2 separate regions of the Mus musculus genome follow, and region 1 is linked to region 2. The links are chromatin contacts, found by POLR2A ChIA-PET in ENCODE. All regions are on one chromosome and are shown on one strand. Each heading gives the region's core, a stretch centred on a gene start or an enhancer-like site at or near the end of the contact. The rest is flanking DNA. Distances are from core to core; before and after follow the strand shown.

The links. ChIA-PET counts read pairs that join two places held with the same protein, here RNA polymerase II (POLR2A).
Region 1: POLR2A ChIA-PET joins it to region 2 with 10 read pairs in embryonic stem cell. The contact joins the enhancer-like site here to the promoter of Lrrc27 in region 2. POLR2A ChIA-PET finds 5 or more read pairs at or near these places in 3 of 5 experiments (Patski and embryonic stem cell).

The regions. Positions count from the first base shown.
Region 1 is chr7:139,360,382-139,366,354 of GRCm38, reverse strand. It overlaps Gm32571 (a long non-coding RNA gene), which reads left to right and starts at 5,455. Exons shown (of 3, transcript XR_389966.2): 1 at 5,455-5,664. Within about 2 kb of position 2,219, at least 1 of the 3 ENCODE cell types and tissues checked has a DNase peak (open chromatin) inside an H3K27ac peak, as active enhancers do.
Region 2 is chr7:139,209,239-139,215,189 of GRCm38, reverse strand. Lrrc27 (leucine rich repeat containing 27) reads right to left here and starts at 2,202. Exons shown (of 11, transcript NM_027164.1): 1 at 1,923-2,202; 2 at 231-515. The coding sequence starts at 467. It also overlaps a transcript of Stk32c not described here.

The DNA.
Region 1 (5,973 bases), core at 970-3,469, 150 kb before region 2:
GCAGAGGAGGGCCAGACACCCTGCCTGACCTCTGCCCTAAATGGAGGGAAGATACTCCATGATAATGCCCTTCATCAAGATTGCCTCCAGTGAATAGGTCTGGAGGCTATGTATGTCTGAACCACAGGAGTGCACAGGCCAGAGGGGAGATGGTTATCCAAAGTGAGAAAGACCTACCCTCCCGGCAGCACAGCGGCCACTTGTCCTGTGTCAATGGGATGCACTTATCTCCAGGTGCATCCCACTACCTGGGGGGAAAAAAAGCAAAACAAAAACAAAACTCCTGGGCAGTTTTACAGGAGAGGCTTGAATGAGTGGAAGGGGTAGGAGGCAGGCACCAGAGTCAGTAGTTCCCCTGCCCGTCACTGTCTTCTACCAGGAAGAAGCTGGAAAAGGACCCCAGGAGTTTCAAAGTCTTAACAAGATGCTGATCTACAGAGTAAGTTCCAGGACAGCCAGGACAGCATAGAGAAACCCTGTCTCAGAAACAAACAAGCAAACAAGCGAAAGTCTTAACACACCCTTATCTTCCTGGGAGGGTTATCTGAGACTACTTAGGAAGTGAGCAGAGATGGAGCCAGCCTGTGGATGGTGTTCAGTGGAAACTGTTTGTGTACCATGGGCAAGGACCTGGGTTGAAGTCCCAACCATGAGAAAAAGAAAACAGAGACAAAAAATCCAGACCCATGTCTCCTGACATAGCATGTCTCCCGACAGCTATGAGTCAAGGCCAACTATCAGATATGGCCACTAACCCTGGCAGAGTACATTCAAACAGAGCGCACAAAGTGTTCCTGACGGCTTGGTGACACAGACCATCCCTGCCATACTCCTGCATACATGCAGACAGGGCTTCCCCATGGGTTTTTTTTGGGGGGCAGGGGGGCGGGACTCTGGTAGAGGACATTTCCTACTTTTTTTTTAATGTATTGTTTACAGAGAAAAGTATCTTTTTATAGCCAGAAAGCTGTTTCCAGCTGAACTGCTCACCCTTACCCTGTGCTTGTGTTGGGGGCCAGGCTTGCCTGCAGGAGTCTGTCTCATAGGATCCTAGTCCCTGCTGGAGCTGGGGGCTGTGAAGGCTCAGCAGAGCCTGGGCTTGTTTGGTTCTCTAGCCTCTGGCTACAAAAGTGCCACTGTTTTAGGATAGGCAATTGGTCTGGGGTAGGTCAGTCTGAGGACAGCACAGTGCCCACGACCTCAGAAACTGACGGAAGGATTGGCTGAGGGTTCAAGCCCTGTCCAGTGTGGCTTCCGGGGCTGAGTCTGGGGTGGAGGTCGGGGTGTCCTTTGTCTGAAGTTGATGTGTGTGATGACGGGGTTGGGTGGGACGAGGGGCTGCTGTCCGTGGCTGCTTTCCCTGTGGAAACGGGTTATAGATTCAGGTGTTCCCCGACTGTACCAGATGCCCTGCATTCCCCTGCGGGCCAGATGCTGTCAGGAGAAGGATGTAGGCTGGCTTCCTGGCACTGCCCTCAGGTTCCAGGCTTGCCTTCAAATTCTTAAGTCACTTTTGAACAAGGATACCGTATTCTGTTTTGCCTTGCTTCCTCCTGCCCAACACAAGAATTGTAGAAGCAAGAGGTTCCTTGTGTCCAGAAAAAGACCCCACAGATGTTGGTGAATTGCTGGGGTCAGAGTCAAAGGCCTGAAGAGTCTCCTTGACCAAAGAGCAGTCAGAGTCAACAGGAACAGCCCCACCACAGTTACCAGGATGCATCAGGATAGAGGTCAGGCTGAGGAACCCCCAACCTGAGCAACAAGGTGGTATACTGGAGCCCCACAGCCCCTCAATGAACCCCCTCCCACCCCCCACCCCCCATTCTCCAGCAGCTCTGAACAGTGAGACCAGCCCAGGAGGATGGCTCTATCCACTCCTAATTATAACTTCCAGTGCTGGCCCAGCTAGCCGCTAGCTATTTTTAGCGTTCTCTAACCCAGCCCCCTTGTGACTCAGCAAGGTCCGGCTGGGATGAGAAAGTTGCTGTTGCCAAGGATGCTCCAGGGAAGAGAGCCGGGCAGCGCGGACCCTGGAGGTGGTGGGCAGGCCATAGAGCCTTCCCTTCCTTGGACCTTGGGCCTACAGAGCTCCGAGACAGCCTCAGCTGCTCTGCCCCTCCCCCACCCACCACTCCTGCACTTCTGGCTCAAAGCCGGCTCCTCCCCCACAGGCGAGCATGGAAAATCTGATGTCAGAATTCCAGCTTCTGCAAGGAATGTGGCCTGACCTTCACCTCCCAGGGAGCCATCTTGCCTGAGGCTCAAGGGGGTGGGCATATCCCCACCAGGCTTCTCTGGGCACTCTAAGACCCTCTCCACTTGAACAGGAGTACCCATCCTCCCCACCACAGCCTGCCCACCCTGGCCTACTACTGGTTTCGGCGTCTAGCCCTATTGCTGAGCACCCAAAGGTGCCAGGCAGCCTGTCACTGAGCTGGCCTCACCCCAAAAGCTCAGTTAATTACAGCTGCCCAGAAAAACAGCTTCTGAAGTGGGTCACAGGGTGAATGGGTAGCAGCGCGCGGGTTCCTACCCCAGCCAGGATCCCTGAACCTGAGCAGTATAGAAATCCCATCTGTGCAGTCCTGCAAGGGGTCTCCAGGATGGGGGAGGGTAGGTAGCAAAATAAAAGAAAGCTGGGGGCAGGATGAGTGCTGTGTACATGTGTAGACGTTTGTGCGTGTGGTATATACTACAGGTGTATGCTTGTGTGTACACAAAAACAGTGTTTGTATTTACACTCATTCCCTCAGGGCCAGACTCAGCATTGAGTAGGAACACCAGCCCAACAGGGGTGGGCACTGACCACCCTCCTACAGAATGGGAAGGCTTTGCCATGGGCAAAGGTGGAACTGTCCAGGAGCTGGAGTGGAGACCGGCAGGCCTGCTGAAGCCTTCCAAGTCCCAGTCCTTACAAGTTCTTAGAAGCCCTGGCTCTGCGCCTCCCTGGCAGCCCCAAGTAGCCTTTGAGTGCGGGAGACTGACCTAGGCTAAAGCGGAGACTGGTTGGCCTCTCCAGCTCTGCAGGAGGACGGGCATCCGTTGCTGTTTTCTGCCTTTCTGCCTTTCCTATGAAATGTCTGGGACTAAGTCTTCATGGAGCTTATGCCCTTGGAAGAGGAGGTTACCAAAACCCAGCTTGCTAATGTCCACAGTGGCGTCCGTCATTCAGTATTGGCCCTTTGTTCCTGTGCTTCAGCGTTAGAGTGCTTTCATACTGAGGGGAGAAAATTCATTCGTCAAGTCAGTTCCACCCTGTTAATCCTGCACTTGTTCGATATCTTCTAAGCCTGGCTTTAATAAAGCAGGGAAAATAGGAAGATTTATAAAAAGCCATTTTAGAGACTGGAGGCGGTATGCTTTTTTTTTTTTTTTTTCCATTAATCTCATTGTCACTTAGCAAATGATTTCCATTTGAAACACCTGGCTAGCTATCCCTGCTGCTGGCTTTCCCTTGAAACTTCCCACTCAGATGCCCCCAAGACAGAATAGTATATGGCTCTGACTACACCTGTTAAAATTGGGGTTTGCCATCTTTTGTTAAAAATCTAGCAGAAATTTGGACCAACAAGGAGATTGACAGACATTTGTGGCATATGTGACTAGAGGTCCCCCTGCTCCTGGCAGGCTGGTGGCTGGCAGCTGCTTTGGGGGCAGCTGCGATGAACCCTCCAACATCCATATTTCATCAGATGTAGCAGGTGGGAAGCAACTCCTTGTGCCACTGGGCCTAGAGGCTTCCAGGAGGCCACTGCAGTCCAGAAGAGTGCAACTACCAGAAGACGTACACACAGACCGACATGGTCTCACATGGATGGGGGCTACAACAAAGACACTCACAGAACAGAGGAGCTGTGCTGGATATAGCCGGGTGCCCAGGCATGGGTGGGGCTTCCCCAAGGCAGCCATACAGCCCTGGTTCCAAATGGACCCCAGAGGAGGAAGCCATCTGACATGTCCTACTTGAACCTGCACAATTGGGGCTAGGAGTAATTCTCCACTCTTCACAGATATACAAACACATACACATGCCACGTATATGCACACTACACATAGGTATGCACATGTACACATAGCACACACGTGTATACACGCAGGTCCATACACATATATACTATGTAGAGGTATATATACAGGCACACACCATACAAGGTCACGTGTCCCATAGCCCTCACCATCACAGAGCACATAAATCACCCTTCTTGAGAGAACAATTCTTCACAGGCAGGTGTCCCTGAAGATGATCTAAAAACCTGCATTGAATTCTGTGCAGAGGACACGGAAAGGGAAGCAGGCAAGGTGAGATGGGGAGAAACATGAGGAATAAACCATGAGAGATAAGCTTAGCAATACCACATATCGAGACAGAAATCAGCAACTCACTGCGGGAGATAGATAAATCAGCTCTGCCAGCTTTTGATAGACGAAGGAAATAACATTTTCCTTTTTTTTTTTAAGATTTATTTATTTATTATATGTAAGTACACTGTAGCTGTCTTTAGACACTCCAGAAAAGGAAGTCAGCACCATGTGGTTGCTGGGATTTGAACTCAGGACCTTTGGAAGAGCAGTTGGTGATCCTAACCACTGAGCCATCTCACCGGCCCTGAGATAACATTTTCAAGTAAGAAGGTGAGCCAAGTTGTTTTACAAAATGCTACATGCCATAAAGAAAATAAATAAAATGTATTTTCTAAATATATAGTATAATTTTATTTTAAAATGTCCAGATTCTAGGCCTCCTGGGACCACTGTAATATCCCCCAAGGAACTATGGTTTTGCTGAGACCCTTTTTTCCTGCAATGAAATATGCTAGAAGTGACTAGCACTATACCAGCCAGCCTTAAGTATTTGACTGGTACCAGGGCTATAGACACATGCAACCCCCTTCCTCCTGGTGACAGCCTGGGACAGTGTGCTCACATCAGGAACAGTGAGGCCAGCAGCAGCTGAACTCTCTTCTCAGGGCTGTTCCCATGACTCACACAGATATCTCCAACTACCAGGAACTGAAAAGAAACTCTCAAAAGCAGCAGTTGGGGGCTAGAGAGATGGCTCAGTAGTTAAGAGCACTTTCTGCTCTTCCAGAGAACCAGAGTTTGGGTTTTACACACACACTTAATTAAAAGAGAAAAGGTTTCAAGAATCATAAGGAAAGCTAAGCGATCAATCATAGAAGTTTGGTGATTTCTTCTGAATCGGGGCCTTCAGGGTAAACCTTTCAAAGAGTTACAGAAGTTATTGAGACGCATAAACTTTTCTGATAAGGAGAAGATTAGATATTGCCCAATGCATTTTATGAGTAAAATAGCCTTGGCCAGGAGATCAAAACTGATTCAGAAAAGGAAATTGCAGTGTATTTGCATGCAAAGATAGACTATTAGTCAATTGAATTCAAAAGGGGAAAGCCTGGGCCCAGGGTGTTAGAAGCTCAGGGTGCAGAGATAGTTGAATTCCAAGCAGTTTACAAGCTGAACATCAGCGAGGAAAATGCTCAGCCCAGTAAATACTAAGGATGGATTTGATGAAATTCTCATTTACACACAGTATTCTTTTTAAAGAATTTCAGTAGGGTAGCTATGGTGGGGCACAGTTTTAATCCCAGTATTGAGAGGCAGAAGTAGGCGGTTCTCTGTGACTTCAAGGCCAACCTGATCTACACGGTGAGTTCCTTCTTAGCAAAGGCTATAGTGAGACCTTCTCTTGGAAAGAAAAGTTTTATTTCATGGTGTGTGTGCGCGCGCATATATGTGTGTGTGTGTGTGTGTGTGTGTGCGCACGAGCGTGTGTAAGAGCCGGCATGTATACTACAGCATGTGTGTAGAGGCCAGGAGAGTCAGTTCTCTCCGTCTACTGTGAGTTCCAGGGGTGAAACTCAGGGCATCAGGCTTACACAGCCAGTACTTTCATTCCCTGAGGCGTTTCAGCAGTCCTGTGTGTAATACTTATTATAAAGTCTGTACATGTTTAAT
Region 2 (5,951 bases), core at 953-3,452:
CACAACCCATGGTTGGCAAAGAGCTGCCCCATCCCGATACCTAGCTCTCTCTGTTGCCTGGCACCGCATCTCAATTGCTCTTTGTTGTGATCAGCCAGTGAAACGCCAGTGAACCCTCTTGCTCCTTCTAGAATTCACCTCTCTGAACAAGAGGAACAAAGGGCCAGAGCTGATTCTGCTGCTGGCTGCAGGCACGCGTGCATCCTAACCCTCCCAGCATCTGGACTTACTTGGAGGTTGGGAATTTTAAAGAACTTTCCCAAATGGCGCAGGCCTCTTTGACTCAGGTCTAAAACTGGTGAGGAAGAAAAGATGACCCCTTCAAAGTCCATTTGATCATCACCCTCTCTGGAAAAGTGATCGGGGAAGCTCTTGGTGGCGGCAGCAGCATCATCCTTGAGATCTTTAGCAGCCTTGGGGTCTTTAGCAGCCTTCTCGGCCACTGCTTGGGGGCTGGTGTCCTCCATGTGATGCGCTCCAGTGGCCACTGCTCATCCTTCTTGGTATGGAGTCACCTGGAAACAAGGGGGGTGGGGGTGGTGTGTGTGTCTTAGCAACCAGAAGTCACACGGGGGTGGGGGGGTGGGGGGAGGGGGGATGGACTCGAGTTGCTGAAAAAGCAACAGTACTATGAATTTAGCTTTAAACTTGTAAATGCTGGGACATAAGGAGGTACTGGTTATATTCTTTGCTCCTCACGCTGTACCACAAAGTTTGAAGAAGAGAATGACAATTATGATTCGAGAAGGGGGGCTCAAGTAGTCTGGGCTGGCCTCCAACTCACTGTGGTGAACTTCTAACTCCTGATCTTCCTGTATGCACCTCCAAAGTGCTTAGATGACAAGCAAACAGCCACCTGACTACAGTCTAACTGGAAGATACCAGTGGAAACAAGCATCCAGGATGAAAACACCGGGGGACTTTTCAAGTTTGCAAAACACCTGTAAGATGGGAAGAGATAAGACAGTTTCCTATTTCCACCCTGGAAATTCCTCTGCTTCTTGTATCCAAGACTCTGAAGTCAGGAAGCCAACCCCTGCCTCCCACACTGGCCCAGACCAGACCAAAGAGGTATCTAGGTGGGCACTAGGGAAAAACCTGGGCAATGACAATCTTGCATCTTAGTTCAATAATCCTGTTGCTTAGCCAGGGTATTACTTGCAAAACCATCCAAGCAAAGAGGATGGCTGAAAGATCTGCCAAATGCTGGCACACTTTCCTAGTTTCACTCTCCTTTAAGGAGCGGGTGACTTTTCAGTTAAGGAGCTGGTCTTAAAGGTGTACAATTCATGGGGAACCTAGGTCTGCGTTGGCAGGAGATATGCCACCCCCCCCCCCAAGCTGGGTAATGGGTCTCCCTAAGGTCTCCAAGCCTTTGCATAGTCTACGGCTTATTGTATTTTTTTTCTACACCTTGGAATTAGGAGGAAAGATTCTGCCTCCATCAAATTACATTGTAAGGAAAATGTGTGGACAAGAGGGAGGCAGGGGACTAGTGATGCTGTTTCCAGACTGGGCTGGTAGGGGAACTCGACTTTTGGACCTCAATCCCATCTTCCCAGGTGCGGCCACTGTAAAAGGGTAGGGGATCTAGTCATAGTTCTCTCCCACCACCGCGCCATCAAAGGCTGACGTTCACAGGACCCCCAGCAGACCAGACTCACTGCTCTGTGAGTCTGTGGCGGTCTCCTCAACCCAACCCAGCGTCTACTCCCGCCCGCCAGACTGTGACCCCGCCCCACAACCTGGTGGCCGGGTCCCATCCAGTGCAGCCGGCTAGCGGTGACTGACGTAACAGCTATCCCACCCTCCAGCCCCGTTGCTCTTCCCCGCCCACCTGCGACTCCGCCCTGACACGTCGGCTGCCCCGCCTCCGAGAGGCTCAGGCACCACCTAACAAACCAGCGAGCTGCGCGGTTTACCAGGTCGCCATGGAGACGCTGCTGCGGTACGGAGGCCGGAAGGCATCAAGTCGCAGGTCTGGCTTGGGATAGCTTCGGTGCGCGTGCGCTTACCGCCTCTTATGCTGGAGGTGGGCGACAAGGCCAGAAAGAAACTTCGAGAGGATGGGCTGGTGGATTCGGGGAGGGCTTGGGGACCCGAAGGAGGTCGAGTGATGCTTCTGCTGACCAGACCGTCTTCCAGGGCCATGGACCCTCGGGCCTCAGGCCTCTGGAACTGACCGCTGCCCTCCGCGCCTGCGCAGAAGCAGCTGCCGCAGTGCTGCGCTCTCGGCTTCCCAGGCTGGTGCCGGGTTTGCTGGCCCTTTTGTCCTGGGGCCTGGATCTGCACAGACTCTCCTAGTGTGGAAACTTGGAGGCTGTCCTTTTCCATTTAGAAACCTGCAGAGCAGGGTATTCTGGGAGGCAGGTCAACCAAGTCCATAGACCCTAAACCTTTAGAGAAAAAGGATCCCTCCCGAAAAGAGAAATTACGGGAACGTGGTAAACTGCCTTAGTATCAGATCTGGTGGGGATAGAAGGCCCGCTGCGGATTCTAGAGGATCCTGACCAATGAAGTGATATGGGTCACTCCTTTCTGGGGGCCAGAAGTTGAGATCTTAGCAATTTCCACCGTTTTTAGTGAGTAATGTGTCACACACAGAGCAACATGACACGTCATCAATTCTAAGGGAAACTATCGGAAATGAACTGGCCTGGACATTGAATTATGCCCTTAGCTAACGTGCTCAGTGATATAATCTTGCTAAACATTTTTGAAGTAGCAAAGCAGGATGGAACTGAAAGTATAAGATGGGACCAAAGTGGAAGTCTAGATCCAAAACAACAGCAAATTTTGTTTACTCAGGCCAGCAAGATGAGTTAATGCTTAGAACCTAGGTAGGGGAGAACCAATTCCACAGAGTTGTCCTGTGGTATCCCCTATATGAATGCAATAATAAATTTAAATAATAGAATAGAATTTTCAATTCATTTACTAATATATTCTTTAGGACTGAAAGTGAGATGGGAGTAAGTTGTAAGAAAATATCCCCAAACAAGAAAACAAGAAAACCTAGGAAACTCAAGAGTTGTGGGAGCCCAGTAGCCCTCTGATCAAATGTCTCCTGATGTCCCTTCAACACTGCAGAGATGGCGGCTGGCAGCTGGAATCCCCCCGAGTGTTCCATTGGTTACAGGTTGCTAAAGCTTGGGGTCAAGAGGTGCTGTGAGGAGCGTTAGGATACAGAGCAGGCAGGGCATTCCTGCCTGGCCACACAGGCCATCAGAGAGGCCCCTTTCTGGTGGCTCTCAGTGGAATGCTTGCCACGTACTCATGGGATCACCAGAATCCATTTAAAAAGTTCAGGTGCAGCAGTGTATGCCTATAATTCCTGTTCTTGGAGACAGGCAAGCGGATTCTGAGGGCTCACCGGCCAACCAGCCTCAACCACTGTGGAGCTCTAAGCCAGTGAGACCCTGTGTCAAAAAACAAAACAAACAAGTTAACAGCTCCTTAGGAACAACACCCATAGTTGACATTCAACCTCTACATATGTACATATACCCACCCACATATGTGTGCAGATATGTACACACACACATGCACACGCACACAAGTACACATGCTCCACCTTTCCTGCTACTAGGAAAATAGAATTATATCCAAAATTAGACATTAATTTATACACATTTGATTGGCAAAATGAGATGCTTGGTGTAATGGTCATGTGCTGGGAACTGGTGTCCATAGGCACCTCGGGGAGCCACTGGGTACTCCAGCCTAGCAGCATCTCAGCCCACTGCTTCATCCTACGGTTGTCTTGAGTTTTGATTTCCTTTAGAAGCCCATAAAATTGGTTTTTGTATCTGGTAGTTAATTATATGTAGGAACTCATCTTGCCTTTTTTTGTGCTCACTTTATTACCCAGCTAAACCGCCTCTGTTGAGTAGTTCTCTTGGCAAGTGTTTCTGGGCTATTCTCCTTAAGCTTATGAATGTAGCCTCTTTGTTTTCATCTAATTCTTGAATGACTATTTAACTGGTACGGAGTTCCTTGTTGACAACAATTTTCTATCAGAATTTTAAAGATATTGCTTGCTGGCTGCGGTTGAAAAGGCTGCTGCCAGCCCCATTGCCATTTCAGTGAAGGAAGCTGAAACCCTTCCGAAATCTGCATCCCTGTGTTTCTAGGTGCATACCAGGTTTCATTCTGTGCCTGGTGGGGACTATGTCCTGTGCTCAGGCTCTTGCCAGCCTTTTTTCTGCCATTTTATTACATGTCTACACCCTGACCTTGACTCACATTGCTAGCAACCCCTCACTATTCCCCCCTCCCCTCCTCAGAATGGTTCTTCCTCAGACTTACCCAGCTCCTGCCATGGCCATCTACCAGCTCACTAAAGCTTTCCCCCTGGGGTGCAAACCTCATTTTTCATGTCTAACTCTTTTCTCCTCTCTCTCTCTCTCTCTCTCTCTCTCTCTCTCTCTCTCTCTCTCTCTCTCTCTCTCTCGACATTTGTTGGCAAAATGGGACACTTGGTGTAATGTCCATGTGCTAGCAATCACAGGGTCCCCCTGCTGGGAACTGTGTCTGTAGGCACCTTAGGGAGCTACTGGGGACTTGAACACAGGAACTATAGAGAGTTCTGTGCACAATGATCACATCCTCTTTTGTTGTTGTTGGTTTTTTTGAGACAGGGTTTCTCTGTGTAGCTCTGGCTGTCCTGGAACTCACTCTGTAGACCAGGCTGGCCTCGAACTCAGAAATCCGCCTGCCTCTGCCTCCCGAGTGCTGGGATTAAAGGTGTGCGCCACCACGCCCGGCAATGGTCACATCTTATGGCTCTAGGTTCTTTTTAGAGCAGCTGCAGGAGATGTGCCTCTGCTGGGCCAGCAGGTCTGCAGAAGTCACTTGATTAATCAAAGACCTGCGGAAGACAAGGGGACACATGGATTAGTGAATTTCATGAGTCAACGGAGCATCTCATACCTCTGACTGACTGAGAAATGGCTGCCAGCAGCAGTGGGGAGGGACCTCTGTGCGACACACCCTTGCAATGGCTAAAGCTAAGCAACATTAAGGGACAGAAAGAGTGAATGATAATGCTGAAGCAAAAGAAGATGGAGGAGCATCCCGGCATCCCAGGCTGGGAAGAGGGATGGCAGGACATGCCAGGGGTGTACAGAATGGGGCTACGATTGGACATGAGCTCATATTGTCACAAATAAGTAAGGCCAGCCTAGTGAGGGCTCAGAACAAACTTAGTCTGTAATAACTACAAATGGGGCAAGAGCAGGTTGAGTTTATCCTGGACTCTAGGTCTCTGGGCATAGCTGTCTTTTGCTACTTTCTGGATTCTTTCTTCTTCTACCCTTTCAACCTGTAACACTAGGTATGAGAGGGGAAAAAAAAAAAAGAATAGAGGAGAAAGGGGACATCGTTATGTTAGAATACTTCCTGCTGATAAAGGGTGTCAAGTTCCTTGGGGCAAGTTTGATCTTTGCCAACAGGATATCTAATTTCTTCTTCCTTTTCTTCTCCCCCCCTCTCTCCCTCTCCCTTCTCCCCTCCCCTCTCCTTTGTGTATGACTACTTAACAAACCACAACTAACAACCACCACCAACCCTGCCTTTTGGGGTCCTAGCATTTATATACCTTCTGAAAAGTCCCCAGGATTCCATATGTCACACAATCACAGAAACTATCTGCAGCTGACAAAATCATGCCCCTGAGGCAAATCAAGCATGAGGCAAATCATAGCTGCTGTGGACAATCTGAGGTAGTTCCATATCCCACCCCTGGGATTATAACAAAATTCTTACTTTAATGGATAGCCGTATACTATCTCTCTCTCTCTCTCTCTCTCTCTCTCTCTCTCTCTCTCTCTCTCTCTCTCTCTCTGTTTTAAAGAAAACTCTCAAAATGTTATTACATCTGGGACTCATAAAGGGAGAAGGAGGGATAAGAGAGGGTGAAGCTGGATTCAGTGAGATCAGAGAAAGGAAAC